Linked DNA regions of Homo sapiens: region 2 is linked to region 1. The links are chromatin contacts, found by Hi-C or POLR2A ChIA-PET in ENCODE. All regions are on one chromosome and are shown on one strand. Each heading gives the region's core, a stretch centred on a gene start or an enhancer-like site at or near the end of the contact. The rest is flanking DNA. Distances are from core to core; before and after follow the strand shown.

Evidence for each region. A loop is a pair of places that touch in the nucleus more often than their neighbours do. ChIA-PET counts read pairs that join two places held with the same protein, here RNA polymerase II (POLR2A). Pooled maps may share reads with other maps.
Region 2: a loop to region 1 is called in a pooled map, with 3 times the contacts of the local background. The contact joins the promoter of CCL4L2 here to the enhancer-like site in region 1. A Hi-C loop is called at or near these places in 2 of 37 single-sample maps with no recorded cell type and 3 of 50 pooled maps. POLR2A ChIA-PET finds 5 or more read pairs at or near these places in 2 of 52 experiments (IMR-90 and Panc1).

Annotation. Positions count from the first base shown.
Region 1 is chr17:36,125,118-36,129,134 of GRCh38, forward strand. The region is part of intron 2 of LOC101927369 (a long non-coding RNA gene); the gene reads right to left. Among named protein-coding and RNA genes, the nearest start is that of CCL4, 23 kb to the left of the region's middle. Within about 2 kb of position 2,279, at least 4 of the 41 ENCODE cell types and tissues checked have a DNase peak (open chromatin) inside an H3K27ac peak, as active enhancers do.
Region 2 is chr17:36,208,296-36,212,312 of GRCh38, forward strand. It overlaps CCL4L2 (C-C motif chemokine ligand 4 like 2), which reads left to right and starts at 2,768. Exons shown (of 3, transcript NM_001291468.2): 1 at 2,768-2,922; 2 at 3,481-3,595. The coding sequence starts at 2,847.

The DNA.
Region 1 (4,017 bases), core at 1,029-3,528:
TCCTGTACTGCGTTGCTGACACAGGATTTTTCAGAGCTGCGTAGCCAGCTGGAGACCTCCATGGCTGGTGATACCCCTGCCTGGGCCTCACTTGGCCCCGGGCTCACCACAGGAGCTACCTCACCCACTCGGCCCAGCGGGCTGTGCTTGGCTTGTGCTCCTGCTTGGATCCTGTGCTCACCGCAGGATCCACACTAAGCCTGCAGGTGGGCTTGGCTTGCCACAACCTGCTTCCACCTTGGGCACCAATGTCTGGCTGAGAGGAATGCAATGGTGCATGAATGGGGATGCGAGCAACCCTAAAGCCCCAGAGGGAGTGTTACAGCAGGCTAACAGCTCTTTTAGTCCCATTGTCCCACTCCAATCCATGGCTCCAGGGCTGGCCTGGCTCCAGCACTGCTTCCTGTCACATGGGGCGGTTGCCTTCCACCAGCAGAGGGCAGAGAACCACAGTGTTATAGCCTTTGTTGTACTTGCATTTGGCAGGTCCCAAGTTCTTGTCCCACATCCAAGAAGAATGAGGTTATGCTGACAACCAAAGGATGAGGAGAGTTTTATTGAGTGACAGCTCTCAGCAAAGAGAGGACCTAAGAGGGCAGTCCCCTCTCCAAAGTTGGATGGTCTCTTCCTGACTGAAGGTGGGCAGTCCCCCAGTGTGGCTGAGTCCAAGGCTTTTATGGGCTCAGAATGGGGTAGTGTGTGCTGATTGGTTTGTGAGTATGCAAGAAAGGCTAAAACAAAGGCACCACTCAAAGGTGGGCACAGCAGTGTAAAAAATCAATTAGGGAAGTGTAGGTATATGTAAAATAGGTGAAGGGTGGGGATCAATTAGAGGAAAGTGTGCCAAATGGGAAGAGAGGTTCCCAGTCTGGTCTATGGATTTATCTAAGACTCGTAGCTTGGCTTTCAGGCTTTAAACCGTCTCTGGTTTGAAGACGGGGTTTCACTGGGGACCCACCCCTGTCTGCCTAGGGATTTGTCTGCCTCCTGTAGCTATCACTGCTCCATCTCCAGGTGCCCTGGTCCCTTCTTCAGACTGAGTCATCCTTCCTGGGTGCTTGCAAATTTAGCACCTCCAAAGATTCTGAGATGCCAATGTGAACTAACTACCAGGGGTGTTCAGTCTGAGCCCTTCTCTTGGCTTGCCTAGTATTTCTTTGCTGCTAGGGTATATTGTCTTGTCCAGGCCCCCCATAGATGGTCATGAGTGCTTGTCACAGCTCCAACCACCAATGACAAAGCAGGCTTTGTATTCGTCTCCTTCTTCTTCTTCTTTTTTTTCTTTTTCTGAGACAGAGTCTTGCTCTGTTGCCCAGGCTGGAGTGCAATGGTGCGATCTTGGCTCACCACAACCTCTGCCTCCCGGGTTCAAGCAATTCTCCTGCCTCAGCCTCCCAAGTAGCTGGGACTACAGGCGTGTGCCACCATGCCCAGTTAATTTTTGTATTTTTAGTAGAGACAGGGTTTCTCTATGTTGGCCAGGCTGGTCTCGAAATCCTGACCTCATGATTCACCTGCCTTGGCCTCCCAAAGTGCTGGGATTACAGACGTGAGCCACCGTGTCTGGCCTCACCTCCTTTGACTGTCATTGGGGTTTTACCTCCACATCTCTTTCACTGAGATTCTGTAATTTGGGGAGGAGAGAGGGCAGGCATCCTACTCAGGCTTGTGTGGAACATTTAGTGTTCTTCTCTTGTTATTTTGTTCACTCTTTAGCTCACTGAAGCAGCATTTCCTCTAGGAACCTCTGAGTACAAAGCAGAGGTCAGAGACCACCAGGCATCAGGGTAGACTCTGTCTCTCAACCTTCTAGGCCCTCAGCCAGCTTGCAACCTTTGAACACCCATCTTCTCAGGGAGTGACTTCACTACCCACCTGTTACTGCCCCTGCAGTTAAGCGGCAGCCCGAATTTCATACCTGCATAGGGATCTCAGCTGGGGGGTTGGTCAGCGGCTTCCAAGCACACTTTCAACATCTCTCCCAGAAGCTCTTCAAATCCTCTTGTCACTGAACCTCCAGGAGGCCCCAGATGGCCCCCAGCACACTACACCTGGCTTCATAGCTTACGCATTCACTCTGATTTTCTAAATGACACAGAGACGATTCATTTCTTTGGCCACTTTTCCTAAAGGTACCAGGAACATCCATGCCTTGTTGGGATTAGCAAAGTGCTAAAAAGTGTTCTTAAATGTCTCATGTTTGGCGATTACATCTCCAAGAAACCACTACTGTAATTAGAGAGAAACCAGCTGTGAGATAGAACAGGAACTGGCTCACCTGGGGGCACTCCCTGGAGACCTCGTATTTGTGTATACTTCCTGCCCTACTGTTTCTGCTCTGCCTTCCTTTCTGGTGACATTGAGGGTACAAATTGTTCCAGGTGTGTGCAGCACATCAAAGCCTAACTGGAAGAAGGCACAGTCTTCATTTTGGTGGCTTTTATCACCATGAGGATGAGGTGACCTGTGCTCACAGTCCTCCTTTCAGGATCGAGGGGAGCAGAGAAGTTTCCAGGCCGAGCCGTAGGCCTGGGGATCATCTGACACAGAGGCAGGCTGTGTCCCCACTGCATTCATCAGACCCACTTCCTTTGACCTACAAGAGGGATCACCCTGCATTTTCCATCCTTCTCATCAGATTGGGTTGGGTCTGACCGAAGTTGGATGTGGAGAGTAGGGTCACTCCTCTAGGTGGGGGATGTGCCCTCCATGTGGGAATCCAAGAGGGAGCAGCTCTGAGGTGAACACAAGGTATGTGCAGGGTGGGAAGATGGCTTGCTCTGAGCAGAGATTTTATAATATCTTCTTATGAGATGGAAAGAAGGGGGTTATGACAACGCAAATTTCATTCCTGCCAAGACTCTACAGACTTCAGAGCAGAGAGAATATTCTCCCAAGGGCCAGACTGTGAAAATGGGGAACTTAGAGTGAGAGTGGAATTGAAGAAGCTGAGGGAAGAACACAGAAGCGTGAAGGAAGAAATGGGACTCCTGCTGACAGTGAGGGCTCCTCATTGGCCAGCAGATCAGCATGCTGGTATTGCTGGTCTCTCCAGCCCACCATGACGTTATCGCATCATTCTGACTCTGCAGGACAGGCACAGCTGCTGTCTTCCTTACAGCCGAAGTCTTCCTCGGACTTAGTGAGGAAGGAACAGAGCACAACCAAAAAGCTTTCCATCTTATAGCCCAATGTCCTATGTCTTGCTCTATTTGGTTCATTAAATCTGATTCATCCAGACTATCTTGTGAAGTTTGTATCTTTCTTTGACATCAGTTATGATCCTCAGATGTCTTGGAAGCCCCCAGGAGCTCATGCTCCCCTGGAGATAGCAGCTTCTGTGGCTACTCAAATGTAATTTAGGGGAAAGGCTAAAATAAGTGAAGTCCTTACTTGTGCCCTTCCTGGCAATTTTGATGGGGGATGGGGCATACCACAGAACAGCCCAGCCTCTGTCTGTGGTACCCTGAGGCTTTCCTGCTCCAGGCTTTAGTGCCCCTTCCTATGCCAAAACAAACATGCCAGGATTTCTCCCCAGGATTGCTCACAATCTTTATAGCCACTGTTCGGGGTTCCAGGGAATATCCAAAGAAGCTATGAGTAACCTCATGACGATGGAAGTAGAGTGGCCTTGCTAACTGCTGACCTCCTTCTCCAGGAGGAACGGTTACACCTGCAGTTGACTCTAGCTTTAACGGCTGAGAGAATAAACACAGGCACACCTCATTTTATTGCTACCTCACTTTGTTGCACTTCACAGATACTGCACTTTTTTACAAATTGAAGGTTTGTGGCAACCTTGCATTGAGCAAGTCCATCAGTACTATTTTTTCCCAACAGCATGTGTTTACTCTGTGTCTCCAGTAATTCTCTCAATATTTCAAATTTTTCATTACTATTATGTGTTATGGTGGTCTGGGGTTAGTGATCTTTGATGTTATTATTGTAATTGTTTTGGGGTATCACAAACCATGCTCATGTAAGACAGTGTACTTAACCCATAAATGCTGTGTGTGT
Region 2 (4,017 bases), core at 1,518-4,017, 84 kb after region 1:
GAATACTGTTGCGATGAACATACATGTGCACATGTCTTTATGGTAGAATGATTTATATTCCTTTGGGTATATACCCAATAATGGGATTGCTGGGTTGAATGGTAATTCTGTTTTAAGTTCTTTGAGAAATCGCCAAACTGCTTCCCACAATGGCTGAACTAATTTACATTCCCACCAGCAGTGTATAAGTGTTCCTTTTCTCCACAGCCTCACCAACATCTGTTATTTTTTGACTTTTTAAAAATAGCCATCCTGACTGGTTTGAGATGGTATCTCATTGTGGTTTTAATTTGCATTTCTCTAATGATTAGTGGTGCTGAGCATTTTTTGTATGTTTCTTGGCCGCGTGTACGTCTTCTTTTGAAATGTGTCTGTTTATGTTCAATGCCCACGTTTTAACGGAGTTGTTTGTTTTTTGCTTGTACATGTGTTTAAATTCCCTATAGATTCTGGATATTAGACCTTTGTGAGATACATAGTTTGTAAATATTTTCTCCCATTCTGTAGGTTATCTCTTTACTCTGCTGATAATTTCTTTTGCTGTGCAGAAGCTCTTTAGTTTAATTAGATCCCATTTGTCAGTTTTTGGTTTTGTTGTGATTTGTTTTTGGCATCTTCATCATGAAATATCTGCCAGATCCTATGCCCAGAATCATATTGTCTAGGTTATCTTACAGGTATCATATTTTTATAGTTTTATATTTTAGGTTTTACATTTAAGTCTTCAACCCATTGTGAGTTGATTTTTACAGATGGTGTAAGGAAGGGGTCCAGTTTCAATCTTTTGCATACAGCTAGCCAGTTATCCCAGTACCATTTATTGACTGGGAAGTCCTTTCCCTGTTGCTTGTTTTTGTTAACTTTGTCAAAGTTCGGATGGCTGCAGGTATGCAGCATTATTTCTGAGCTCTCTATTTTGTTCTATTGGTCTATGAGTCTGTTTTTGTACCAAAGCCATGCTGTTTTGGTTACTGCAGCCCTGTGGTATAGTTTGAAGTCATGGCTCCCTTTTTTTACTCTTCTTTTTTCTTTCTCAGAGAAGAGCAGGTAACAATGTGGGGTTAAAGGTGAGCAGGTGGGTTAGAGTAGTGGAGCTAAAGGCAGATAGAGGTCTTGATCCAATTATCCTCATTCCCTTCATTTGTCCAACCTTGCACACTCCTGTATGCAGGGCCTTTGTAAGCTTCACCTTCTGTACAGGTGCCCAGCAACTGTCAAACCAGCCAGGGCTTAACATGAGCATGGGCATTCCCTATGGACTGGCTGGGACACACCCACATCCTTAGATTACACATTTTGCCTGTAACATAGATAAACTCATTACTAGGTATATAATTCTGTTTTGTTTTGTTTTGGTTTGTTTTGCTTTGTTTTGTTTTGCTTTGCTTTGTTTTTGGGACAGGGTCTCATTCTGTCAAACAAGCTGGAGTGCAGTGGCACAATCACCACTCACTGCAGCCTGGACTTTCCTGGGCTCAGGTGATCTTCCCACCTGAGCCTACTGAGCAGCTGGGACTACAGGTGTGTATCACCACTCCCAGTCAAGTTTTTTTTTTGTATGTGTGTTTTTTATAGAGACAGTGTTTCACCATGTTCCCCAGGCTGGTCTCAAACTTCTGGGCTCAAGCAATCTGCCTGCCTTGACCTCCCAAAGTGCTGGGATTTCAGGTGTGAGGCCCTGTACCCAGCTCAATTCTGTTTTTATACTAGAAGAACATTCTCTATCTGGGTCTTCCAGACTTGATTCTTACTGGTTAATTTGTCCTGGTCTTTTGCTGGTCCAAGAAAATATCTTGAAATCTTTATTTCTTCTCCGTTCCCTCCTTGTCCTAGGACAGACTAGCCCTATCCCTTCCCTGAATTAAGTCTGAGTATAATCGGTCTTTGAGTGTGGAATAGCTCCTAGCAGTCTATCAGTCAATGGTTTCTCTTTGTGGTCACACTCTATGTTTATTCTGGAGACTACAGCATGGAAAGAAAATGGACTTTGGAGTCAGATGAATCTTGATTCGAATCTTGATTCAAATCTTGGCAGTGCCATTCATCAGCTCTGTGGCATTGAGCGCCATCAGTGGACCACTCTCTGATCCCCAATTGCCTTATCTGTAAAATGAGATTAGACACCCCTGCTCAAGATTATGGTAGGATTATATATAATATGTGTAACACAGCTTTCCCAGTGCCTGGTACAAGGTAAGTGTCCAATAAGAACTTACAAATGTTCCTGAGCCACCCTACTGGGTCCCTCCGCACATCCAATGCTGGACTCTTCATGCCCAAGGAAACATATAGGGCACAAAAGTCAGTGGCACTGAGCTCAGCAGAAGAAGGCACAGGAAGGGGATGGGGGAGTCCTGGTTCCCGCTTTGTTCTTGGGGCCAGGACTGTGGCCAGCCTGGAAAGACTGGCATGAACCCTCCAGCATCTGGGGGTGCCAACCACCAAGAGCAGCACAGTTCTTGTCTACAAGCCACTTGTAGCAGGTGTGAACATTTCATCTTTTCCTCTGGGGTTTGCAACTCTCTCCCCAGTCTCGGTCACTGCTTTTGGCTGTACCACTTCCCTTTTCTTCTCGCCTGCACCTCCCTCATCTTTCCTCTATGATGACATCGCCCTGGGGAAGAGAAGCTGAGAGGAACTCCTCACTCAGCTAGCTTCAGGAGCCATGACATCATCTCTACCATGGAAATTCCACTCACTCTCCTGTGCCCCCACATTTGTCCTAGGCCTCAGAGTCCCTATAAAGAGAGATTCCCAACTCAGTATCAGCACAGGACACAGCTAGGTTCTGAAGCTTCTGAGTTCTGCAGCCTCACCTCTGAGAAAACCTCTTTGCCACCAATACCATGAAGCTCTGCGTGACTGTCCTGTCTCTCCTCGTGCTAGTAGCTGCCTTCTGCTCTCTAGCACTCTCAGCACCAAGTAAGTCTACTTTTGCAGCTGCTATTTCGAGTCAAGGTGTAGGCAGAGTCCTTTTTTCTAGTCATGGCTGGCAAACAGTGGGATCTGGGGATGGGACAAAAGGCAGCTAGGAAGATTGCCATGTAGTCTGCTGCTAAATGTAGAGTCTAGTAGATATTCAGTAACATTCAAGTTCCTATTTTCTTAAGAATTAGCAACCAGCAGAGGAAAACGATGGGCTGGAAGTCAGACTGTTGAATTGGCTCTGCCTTTAATTATTTGTTCAAGCAAGCCCCTGTCCCTCTCTGTGCCTTGGTTTCCCCATCTGTCATATGAAGGGAGTGCGATGTGTTCTGAGACTGAATCCAGTTCCAATCTTCTAGATTTCTTTCTCGTTCTTCTCTGAAGATCCACTATTCAGAATAAGACTCCTGCTCATGTTAGGTGGGAATGGATACAAGGGACCATATTTGGGGTTCTGGTAGCTCCACAGGGATGCTCAATGAAGATGCAAAATTAGAAGTCAAAATAAACAGCTCCCATGGGCAGTGTTGATCTCACCCTGGCCTTTCCTTTCAGTGGGCTCAGACCCTCCCACCGCCTGCTGCTTTTCTTACACCGCGAGGAAGCTTCCTCGCAACTTTGTGGTAGATTACTATGAGACCAGCAGCCTCTGCTCCCAGCCAGCTGTGGTGTGAGTATCAACCCCTGGCTGCCCTGGGAGGCAAGGGTGAGGGCTGGATTTTTAAAGGGGGCCTGTTTTGGGGAGGGGGTGATGAGCGTTGGGGAGGCAGCTCTCAGGGCTGAAGCCTTCCCTGACAGCAGTGAGGTCACAGGTCATGAACTCACTTTTCAAGTGCTGAAGGCGGCTGAGTGGCAGCCGAGACAGAAGGGGGTTCCTGGGGAGGAAGTTATTCAGAGGACAGGGAAGCAGGGGAAGGCAGACAGGTCCCGTGAGATATGGACCAATTCCTTAAACCATGCTAGAAAAACATGTGGAAAAGTCACTACCAGGCTGGCAGGGAATGGGGCAATCTATTCATACTGATTGCAATGCCCACTGGTTCCTAATCTGGGCAACCCCTGGGGCCCACAGCTAAATCCAGTGAGTGGAAG